Regions from separate parts of the Mus musculus genome. Here region 2 is linked to region 1. Evidence: chromatin contacts called from ENCODE POLR2A ChIA-PET data. All regions are on one chromosome and are shown on one strand. The core of a region is the stretch at or near the end of the contact, and the rest is flanking DNA. Distances in the headings are between cores, read along the strand shown.

The links. ChIA-PET counts read pairs that join two places held with the same protein, here RNA polymerase II (POLR2A).
Region 2: POLR2A ChIA-PET joins it to region 1 with 12 read pairs in embryonic stem cell. The contact joins the promoter of Polm here to the promoter of Ube2d-ps in region 1. POLR2A ChIA-PET finds 5 or more read pairs at or near these places in 3 of 5 experiments (Patski and embryonic stem cell).

Annotation. Positions count from the first base shown.
Region 1 is chr11:5,758,316-5,763,868 of GRCm38, forward strand. It overlaps Ube2d-ps (ubiquitin-conjugating enzyme E2D, pseudogene), which reads left to right and starts at 3,835. Exons shown (of 7, transcript NR_015577.1): 1 at 3,835-3,925. It also overlaps a transcript of Urgcp not described here.
Region 2 is chr11:5,836,274-5,841,633 of GRCm38, forward strand. Polm (polymerase (DNA directed), mu) reads right to left here and starts at 1,743. Exons shown (of 11, transcript NM_017401.2): 1 at 1,288-1,743; 2 at 1-101. The coding sequence starts at 1,478.

The DNA of each region.
Region 1 (5,553 bases), core at 2,585-5,084:
CCAGAAGAGGGCATCAGATTTTGTTACGGATGGATGTGAGCCACCATGCGGTTGCTGGGATTTGAACTCAGGACCTTCAGAAGAGCAGTCGGTGCTCTTAACCACTGAGCCATCACACCAGCCCGTCTTTTTTGTTTTTAATCCTCACTCCCACACTGGAGAACCTGTTGACAGACTGAGCAGGCTTGGTCAAACATACTTGCAGTCAAAACACCAATGCACATAAAATGAAAACAATCATTAAAAAAAAAAGATATCAGTCATTACTAAAGCCAGGAATAGCCATCACCATCACTCAGGCTCACTGAGACAAATACATGAACAATTACAAAAAGCTTGGAGTCACTTGTTCCAAGATGTGTGCAGGGCGTTAAATGGAATGAGATGGGTGGCCCATGAACTAACATTAATTTTCATTCTAGGGTTTTGTTTTGTTTTGTTTGCTAGGTCGGGTCTCACTACGTAACCCTAACTGCCCTTGAACTCACTCATCCTCTGACCTCTGCCTCCCAAGTACTTATATTACAAAGGGTGAGCTGATTTTTTTAAATAATGCTTTTATTTATCCTCTGAGAATTTTATGCACTGTATTTTGAACATATTACTTACGCTCCTCCACATCCTACCTACCATTCAACTTCATGGTCTTCTCCTTTAAAACCACAAATACATCAAGTCCAATTGTATTGAATGACTACTCCTGGGATGTGGTGGATAAACCCAGGGTCCTTCATGGAAGGAAACTTGACTTTCCCTCGGCCAGCAGCCTTCACTTACAAATAGCTCCTTGGCTAGGGTGGGCGGGATTTTGTGTCTACTTCCTCTTCTCAGCGCTAGGATTGTCTGACTTCAACTTGTGCAGGTCTTCTGCTTGCTGTCAGTCTGTGAGTTCATACATACAACTGCTCTGATATGTCTTTAAAAAGCTCTTTCCTTGAAGTTATCCATCTCTTCTGGCTCTGACTGGTTCTAACAATCTTTCTGCTCCCTCATCTAAATAGATCTCCTAAGGAGAGAAGGGTGTGTGATATTGGCTGAGTGTTCCAAAGTCTCTTATTCTCTGCAAGGTGACCAAAGTTATGTGTGTATGTCAGGGTAGAGGGTAGTTGTTTTTTACTTGCCTGATTTTTTTGGAGACAAGATCTCACTATACTATACTGGTTGGTGCTCTACAGCCCAGGCTGACCTCAAACTCACAGAGATCTGCTTCTGCCTCCGAAGTACTAGGACTAGAGATGTGCACCATCCTGCCTGGCTGTTAGTTTTTTTGAGACAGGGACTCACTTGCAACCCAGGCTGGCCTGAACTAACAGCAATCCTCTTGTCTTGGCCTCACAAGAGCTGGAATTATAGGCACAAGACACCAACTCCAGTTACATTTGTTTATTTTTTTTAATGGGAGACTCTAGATGTTGCCCAGGTTGGCCCTAACTCACGATATTCCTTTCTCAGTTTCCAAAGTAGCTAGAGTACAAATGAGAGCCACTGCACCCAACTGGAAACATGCACCCAGGTGGGCTGTGAAAACATGACTCCAGAAGCAAAGTCTTGTACTTAAGCCATCTGAGTGAAGTTTCAACTAGCTTTGGAAGATTACTCAAGAAAAACAAAGGAAGCTTTCCAGATAAAAGTAGGCCACAGGGCTGGAAAGATAGCCCAGTGGTCTAGAGCACTTGTTCTTGCAAAAGACCCAGGACTACATGGTGGTTCACAACCATCTTTAATTCCAGTTCCAGGAAATCCAACCCCTCTTCTGACCTCTTCAAACCACTGTGGACACATACACACAAATATAAACACACAGGCAAATATTCATACATATATATGTATATACACACATATATATATGTATGTAATATATGTGTAATAAAATGAAAAGAATCTAAAAAAAAGAAAGAGTCAAGGTGTAAAGATATAGAAGATGGGGCTGGAGGGATGGCTTAGTGGTTAAGATCACTGGCTGCTCTTCCAGAGGTCCTGAGTTCAGTTTCCAGCAACCCCATGGTGGCTCACAACCATCTGTAATGGGATCTGATGCCCTTTTCAGGTGTTTCTGAAGACAGCCACAGTGTACTCATATACATTAAATAAATGGTTTTTTTTTTTAAATGATAGAAGGTGCAGGATGGGTAGATCTCTGTGAGCTGAATGAAGGCCAGCCTGGTCTACAGAGTGAGCTCCGGGATAGCCAGGGCTCTACAGAGACCCTGTTTTGAAAGATCTGCCTGCTTCTGCCTCTAGAGTGATGGGATTAAAGGCATGAGCCACCACCACAATAGCATAACTAAAGGTAAGGAAGTAAAACTTAAAGACAGCAGACCCTAAGGGATCACAGAGAGCCCTGAATGTATTCCCACAGGCCACAGATCTTCCTTGTGGAGTTTTGGAAGAGGGTGGAGCTTGGTAAGGCTTATAGTTTAGAGGACAGTTCATGACATGTGTTTAGGATAAACTAGGAGAATAGGTGAATGGCATATAGGAATCTGGCTGGGAAACCATTTAAGTGTTCGATTCATTGTTTTTGTTTTGGGCAGGGTTTGTATGCGTATGTGCAGGAACATGACAGAGGCCAGAGTAGAATGCCAGATATATGACAGAGTAAATGCTACTCTTTGTGCCTTACTGCTTTTGGTGCAAGGTCTCTCACTGAACTGGAATCTCACTATCTATGCTAAGGTAGCTCCAGGGATCCTGTCATGCCGGCTACCCAGTGCTGGGGTTAGAGACATGAGTAGCCAACCTCACCTTTTCTGTGGGTACTAATGATCTCAGGGCCCCATGCTTGCACCACAAGCACTCCTATCTACTATCTCCTCAGCTCCTCTAGTTTTAGATTTTCCTTTGGGGATCTTTCTCTCTTTCTTTCTTTCTTTCTTTCTTTCTTTCTTTCTTTCTTTTTTTGGTTTTTCCAGACAGGGTTTCTCTGCATAGCTCTGGCTGTCCTGGAACTCACTTTGTAGACCAGGCTGGCCTTGAACTCAGGAATCCGCCTGTCTCTGACTCCTGAGTGCTGGGATTAAAGGTGTGCGCCACCACGCCCGGCTTTTTTTTTTTTTTTAAGACATGGTCTTACTCTGCAATCCAGGCTGGCCTCAAACTCACTATGTAGCCCAGTCTGGTGTTGGAACACCTTTGGTCCAGAGCAACTGCACTAGCATACCCTATTAGGTTTATCTGTCTGGAAACAATATATATGATTATTTATATAGAGAGTCCAGATTCTTTACTGTATGAGGCACGCTGATATTATGTATTTTGCCATATTCTATTTCATTTCCAAGATGTTGGCTACAATCTATTACACAGATTTTGTGACATACCACTAAGTTCTTTACACTTGGTCTTAAACAGTTCGATGTCTTGGGGAAAGGGAAGCAGAGTTTAGCTTGGGATGTGCACTTTCAGGCTGAGTCTCAATAGCGGCAGTGCATTGAAGCCAACTAAGTACTACTGAAAATGCAGCTCTCCAGACATGTAGATGCATCTGTGCTCAGCACCTACGCGTATTCAGAAATATCTGTAACACTTCTGCCCAGAAAGCATATAAAAGTGAATGTATACTTACAGCGCTGACAACCACTAAGCTCAGGAGTTAAGTGACAGCCTGGGGAGGAGCCCAGGGAGGGGCAGAGAGCATAGCGTGTGGCACCTGCGGTTTCAGGCATGTCCTGGTGCCCAGGCCCCTCGCCTAGCAGAAACCAGAGCCACAGGGCCGTGACCGTGGCCGAGTAACTGACCGTGCGCGACTCCGTGGTCAGACCCAGGACTGCTGCGCGCACTAGCTACCCACAGCGCACCGCGGCGCGCACGCGTAGAGCGCCGTTCCCGGCGTGCAGCGTTGCGGCCCAGGCGGCCGTCTTAGTCTGCCCCGCAGGGCCGGTGGGGCACGAGCAGCGGGAACATGGCTCTAAAACGGATCCAGAAGGTAAGAGTGGCGGAAACGGGGTCCTCCCGCCCGTCCACTCTGCGGGCTGTCGCAGCGAATAGAACCCCGCGGCTGAGGTGCGGCAGGGCGCACTGACACTTGCCCCGCGCGAGTTCCGCCGCGGTCGGCGCAGACTTAGGAGGTGGCTGAGTGCCTCTGGCGGGCGACTCGCGGGGGCGGAGTCATGCGACCGGGTCACGTGCGCGCGCAGCTTTGGGCGGAGTTTAGGGAAGCAGAGGGGTGTCTCCCAGGGTGCCTAGCACGAGAGGCTGAGCTGCGGGAGAATTTCATCCCGTAGGTTTGTATTAGCCCATTAACCTAGAGCCTGGTAATTGCATCTCAGAAAAAGAAGCCACCAATCCACCCTTTACCATTTGTTAACGTTTTAGCCTATCCACTTTTCGTCCTTTTCCTAAAGAAAATTATTTTATATTTCTAAGTTGTTTTTTGTTCCGTTTTGGTTTGGTTTGGTTTGGTTTTTTGAGACACGGCCTCCTGGCAGACCCAGAACTCGCTATGTAGACAAGGCCAGCCTCAAACTCACAGAGATCCTCCTGCCTCTGGTTGCCGAGGGGCGTGCACCACCATACCCTGCATTATACTGTAATTTATGATCCATGTTTTCACATAGTATTAATAGTTGGAATTTTTTTAAAGATTTATTTATTTATTTATTTATTTATTTATTTATTATATGTAAGTACACTGTAGCTGTCCTCAGACACTCCAGAAGAGGGAGTCAGATCTCGTTACGGATGGTTGTGAGCCACCATGTGGTTGCTGGGATTTGAACTCCTGACCTTCGGAAGAGCAGTCGGGTGCTCTTACCCATTGAGCCATCTCACCAACCCTAGTTGGGATTTTCTATACTGCAAAATGGTATTTATAACCTCTTTTTTAAAGGATTTGGGGCCGGGCGTGGTGTTGCATACCTTTTATCCCAGCACTTGGGAGGCAGAGGCAGACGGAGTTCGAGGACAGCCTGATCTACAGAGGACAGCCAAGGCTATACAGAGAAACCCTGTCTCGAAAAACCAAAAAAAAAAAAAAGATTTGCTCACTTATATGTGGGTGTAAGGTGCCCTGTGTAGGTGCCAAGAATCATACTCAGGAGCTCTGGAAGAGCAGTTCATGCCCTTAACCACTGAGCCATCTCTCCAGCCCTATGACCCTAACTTTTAGCATTAGCATGATTCTTTCCACCAAGTGGATCCAGGTTATGTGTCTCAATTAGATTTCTGTCGCTGTGATAAACACCATAACCAGAAGCAGCTTGGGAGGAGAGGGAAGCCAAAGCAGAGACCTGGAGGCAGAAACTGAAGAAGAGGCCATGGAGCAGGGCTGCTTGCTGGTGTGTGCCAGTTTGCTTTATTCTATACCCCAGGACCATGTGCCAGTTAGGGCACCGTGCACAGTGGACTGGGCTCTTTCTTCTACATCAGTCAAGTAAATGTCTCAGACATTTGTCTACAGGACAGTCTGATGGAGGGATTTGCTGGGTTGAGGTTACCTCTTCCCAAATGACCCTCCAAGTCGATTGACCCCTTATCAACTTAATATACCAATAGATTGTTATTAAACCATAATCTTTTCTTTTTTTGTTTATCCCCAAGAGCTCATAATAATAT
Region 2 (5,360 bases), core at 493-2,992, 76 kb after region 1:
CTGGCTGTGGGCAGCCTGTGGGGAGAGCATCCATGTTCTTCTGCCAGCAGATGGCCTCCTTGGCTGAGGTCCCTTCCATCACCACATGTGTCACCTTTGAGCTGGAAGGAGAATGAAACCCAGGGCCCTTGCTGTGCTGCTCCTATCCCAAGCCTTTGTTCTTGCACTGTGACAGGCCTCCATTCCTCCAGAAAGCCTTCCCAGCCCCTCCTTGATGGGAGAGCACCTCTCCATTGGTCCAACAGGTTCTTAGCTGCAGCCTCACCCACAAGCCACTTGGGCATGTTACCCGCCACCCTCTGCCTCAGGTGCCTTAGTGGCCAGGGCCAGGTGTTTCTGATCTCAATGCTAATTGCTGTTTAGAGACTTGCTTTGTAGGCCAGGCTAGCCTGGAACTCTAGTACCCTTGTACCAGGACTACAGGTTGGCATACCATTCTGCTAAGATTTTAAGACACAAGAATTTTGCCCTATTTATTCAAACCCCAGTAGGCAGACTCTTGTTGTATGTACTTGGAAAGCATCGTATTTATATTTCCTTTACACTGGGAAAATCCAATGCAGGCCACCTTGTCAGGCTGTGGTAAGAATGTAGAGCCACACGAAATCCAAATTGTTATCTCTACTCTTTTAAGTGTAGTCTTGAGCCGGGCGTGGTGGCGCACGTCTTTAATCCCAGCACTTGGAAGGCAGAGGCAGGCAAATTTCTGAGTTCGAGGCCAGCCTGGTCTACAGAGTGAGTTCCAGGACAGCCAGGGCTACACAGAGAAACCCTGTCTCGAAAAAAAACAAAACAAACAAACAAAAAGAATGTTTCATTTGTGGAGGGAGGAGTTAGTTGCAAACAAACTAGCCAGCTACACGGGCACAGGCTCCTTTAGTCTCCTCAATCTCAGTTACTCCACTGCCCTGGGCATTTTCTCTACTGGAGCTAGTTGGTGACGTCTGCAAACTCAGGACATCTTTGACCGCTGGCTCATTGGAGGGAATGCAGCTAGCAAATATTTCTCACTAACCATTCTTTCTTTTATAGCTCTTTAAGAAGCCTCTGACTCGATGGCATCCTTTCAAAAAGAGGAACTCCGGGTTGGAGACCGTACCGCAACCGCGAAGTACCGAGGCTGGCTTGGAACCCAAAGCCGCAGGTGCTGCTTGCTGTCACAGCTGCGCGCCAGCTCCCGCCCTGGGCCACAGTAAGTCCCTACCCTGGGGTGACGGGCACAATTACACCAGCTCCCGGAGGGGGATGGCATCCCACCACCATCGGGGCCTCCCGGGAGCCGCACACCTGTAAGCATCTAGGACGCGGAAGCCTTTGGACCGCGCCAGGCGGGTGAGGAAGGCCCGGCGGCTGCGGCCCATTCGCGGCTCCGCAAGGTAGATGGCCACATCCGGGAAGCGCACCACCGAGGGCGGCGTGGAAGAGGCTACCGCGCTGTGTGGGGACCCAGCTCGCACTCGCCGTCGCTTCGGAAGCATCTGGGCACCAACTCTGGAAGCACAGGAAGCCGCAGAACGAAGGAAGGCAGGGTCATGAAAGAAGGCGGAAGGAGGAGAGAGGAAGTGGTGTCTGCTCTATGCAAACGAGACGCCCTCTAGGATGCTTTTGGCTTCCCATCGGAAGCCCCAGTTCTATGCAAATAACGCCCGAGGATTCTTATTTGAACTACTCTCATAGAAAGCCCCAGTGGTTTCCCAGACCTTAGAGTAGCCTGGGCCCGTAGGCGGGGCTTCGCCTCGTACTGGGCGGGCACTTTTCTCCTCTCGGGGGCGGAGTCTCGGCCTCTCTTCCTCGCCCCCGAGGGCGGGGTCTCAGGTTATCCTGGCCATATGAGAAGTCCTGGATAACCCTCCACTGCCTCTGCTGGTGACAGAGCGCCCACGCCACTTCCCCTGGGTATGCAGAGGGGAACGGAGTTTGAGTAGTATACATGTGAGCTGGTGGAGGGTGAAAACGTTTTCCAATGTAACGAACAGCATTGGGACAGCTGGCGTTCCATTTGGAAAGTTAAGTCTGCAACCCTATAGGTTGGAACAATAATATGAACTAACCAGTACTCCCAGATCTCATGTCTCTAGCTGCATATGTAGCGGAAGATGGCTTAGTCGGCCATCATTGGGAAGAGAGGCCCCTTGGTCTTGCAAACTTTATATGCCTCAGTACAGGGGAACACCAGGGCCAAGAAGTGGGAGTGAGTGGGTAGGGGAACAGGGCGGGGGAGGGTATAGGGGACTTTCGGGATAGCATTTGAAATGTAAAGTAAGAAAACACCTAATAAAAAATTGGGGAAAAAAAAAAAAAGACTAGATCCCAGTGGAAGTGAACAGAAATGGTTTCTATGTGCCCTTTTTCCCCGATTGAAGAAAAATAATTCCAGTGGCTCTTCATCTGGAACAGCATTATTTATGGATTTTATAGATTAAACTTATTAAAATTCCTTTATAGTTACATTAGGAAGGATTTTGAGTCCTGATTGATACCCTTTGTTCAGTTATTTCACTGGATCTTTTGTCAGAAATGTTCCTATGCCCCATTATGCCATAGTCAAAAAAAAAAAAAAAAAATTGGCCCCCTTACAAACTGCTTAACATTAAGCAGATCTCAGACGGATCAGCAATCATTTAAATCCGAAAAAGAAACCAAAGCTATATTAGTGACACTCGATTTTTTTTAATTTTTAAAAATATTTATTAGATGTATTTATTTTTATTTTCTGTGTCTTCGTGTTTTACTTGCATGTGTAGCTGTACCCCACGTACATGTTTGGTGCCGTCGAGTGAGAATGTTTCAGATCCTTGGAACTTGAGTTAAGAACATTTGTGAGCCGCTGCCCCTGTGAATGCTGGGAATCTAACTCAGGTCCTCAGCAGGAACAAGTGCTCTTAACCAATAAGTCATCTCTCTAGCCCCTTAAAAAAATTTTTTTTTAATTATGTGCTTAATTGTTTTGCCTGAATGCATGCATGTACACCACGTGTATGCCTGGTGCGGGCAGAGATCTTGAACTGCAGTTAAAGATGGCTGGGAACTGAACCTGGGCTCTCTGCAAGAGCAGCAAGTGCTCTTAACTCCCAAGCTATCTCTCCAGCCCCATTGGAAGATTTTTGTGATCTAAGGAGCACAACCAACTGGAGGAAAAGAATGGCAAGTGGAACCACATGTAACTTTAAATCCTGGCCTGGCAGGGTGGCATAGCTGCACTGTCAGCACTCCAACCTGAGAAAGGAGGGACTCCATTTGAAAGTAGTTTGAGCTGGCTGTGGGTTGTGAGTACTGAGTGTCCTATATGTGTCTGTGTGCCTAAGAGAGTCCCAGAGCAGGCTAAAGGGCAGGTCTGTAATCCTCCTGTGCAAGGTGGAGAAAGGAAGGGATCTCTCCTGGAGCGCTGAGAGACCTGTTTGTGACTATCCTGGCACTGGAGGTAGCTTTTGCAGCAGAGCTAGCAGCAGGATGCATAGTTACCTGGTAGGTCCAGGACCTAGTATTGCTAAGATGTGCTTGAATGGAGTTGCCCTTCCTGGAGAGTGGTCTTCGGGTGGTAACAAAGACTCCACAGAACAAAGACTTCAGATTCCCATATGGAAATTGTCTGGGTTTCAGTCCTACAGTGGTAGTCATGTGGTGGGGAAGTGAGTCTGAGAAGGGGCAGCCCAGATGTGTGCTGCTCTCTGTCTCCAATACGAGGTGCCCTTAAGAAAAAAGGGAGGTGTGGCCTAATCTCCTGATAGAAACAATGTTGTGTATGCCTTCATACATACCAAGGAACAGGCCCAAAAAGTTCCTTAATTAAGAACAGGTGGCCTCAGGAGACAGGCCCAGCAGGGGACAGAGACCTGACATGGTGTGGGTAGTCTCCGGCTTTCCCCTTCCAGAACCCCCAGGCTGCTCTCGTGCCTCTTGGGAAATAGTGAAGTCAGACTGATTTGGGTGGTCTGTTTCAGTAGAGTTAGCTCAGGGGTTCCCATCTAAGTTTCAAGCCTTCCCCTCTCAGAGACCCCCACTTAGTCAGAGAGCCTGCTACCCCCTTTAAATGCCCTGAGGCTTGCTGTCCTCTCTTCAACTCTCCAGCCTGTGTTGGGGAAGAGTGGCCAACTCAGTGGGAAACCTTCCCAGAGCTAGACAACCCTGAGCACGCCTCTGCTGCTCATCCCACCCCTGCAGCACCTGTCTTCATTTCTGCTTCGGTGCACCTGTATGAGGCTTGTTCGAGGCCGGAGGGCTGGGAGTCAGCTCTGCTCCACACCTGCCCCTCCTGCGGCCGGCTCTTTCACCCTACAGGCCACCTGCCAGCCACACTTGGAAAGCTTGTGGCTGAATTCCTGATGCTGCCTGAAAGGGCTGCTGGAGATTGTTGGCCCCTCAGGAGTGCTGGCCTGGACTGGCAAGCTCTTTGATACATTATAGTCGTTCATCTCTGGTGTGCCTTTGAAAGTATAACATAAAAACAAAATTCTAGGCCTTTAGGCCCAGGCTTGGGAATGTGACCTCTGTGACTTAATGCTCCAAAGTATGCTAATCATAAAACAGATAGCGACATTCCTCCACCCACCCGCTTCCTGGGTTCAAAGAGTGTTCATTCAAAGAAAGTCACCCTGACCATTGCCAGTCCCCGCTATGCTAATATGCTATTGTTAGGGGCACTTAGAAACTGTCTTGAGAGATAACCTGCACAATTACCAGGTATTCCTTGTGACTCTTGTGACTTTGCACTTCCTTGGGACTCTTTACTGGTATCTTTGGTATTTTCCAACATCGCCCTCCCCACTTCCTTGAGTTGTGGTTTCTTCCTTTAAATACCCCCTTACCCAGCTACTCGGGGCACCTCGGTTCTCTACCCCTGCGTGGTATATGACCATGGGCCCGAGAGCGCTATTGAATAAAAATCCTCTTGCAGTTTGCAGCAAGACCTTTTCTTGTGAGTGATTTGGGGTGTTGCCTCTCCTGAGTCAGAACATGGGGGAGTCCTCAAGTTGTGGGTCTTTCACCTTCCCTGTGACTCTGTAACAAATTGTCACAAACTCGGCAGCTTGAACCAACAGAAACAAATTCTCCTAATTTTCAAAGCCAGAACTTAAAAAAAAAAAAAAAAAAAAGACAAACAAACAACAAACCAGGTGTCAGCAAGGCCAGGTTTCTAAAATCTGCAGTTGAGGGCCCTGTCTGCCTCCTCTGGTCAGCGGTTGCACTGGTCTAGCCTCTGCTATCGCTTTATTGGCTGCCTTCCCTCTGGGCTCTTCTGTGAGTCCTCTTCTTTCCTTAGATGATACTGGTCAAGCAATATTGCTCAAATTCAGGAGGACATCATCTCAAGGTTCTTCCCCTAATATCAGCAAAGACTCTTATTCCAAAAAAGTTCTGGG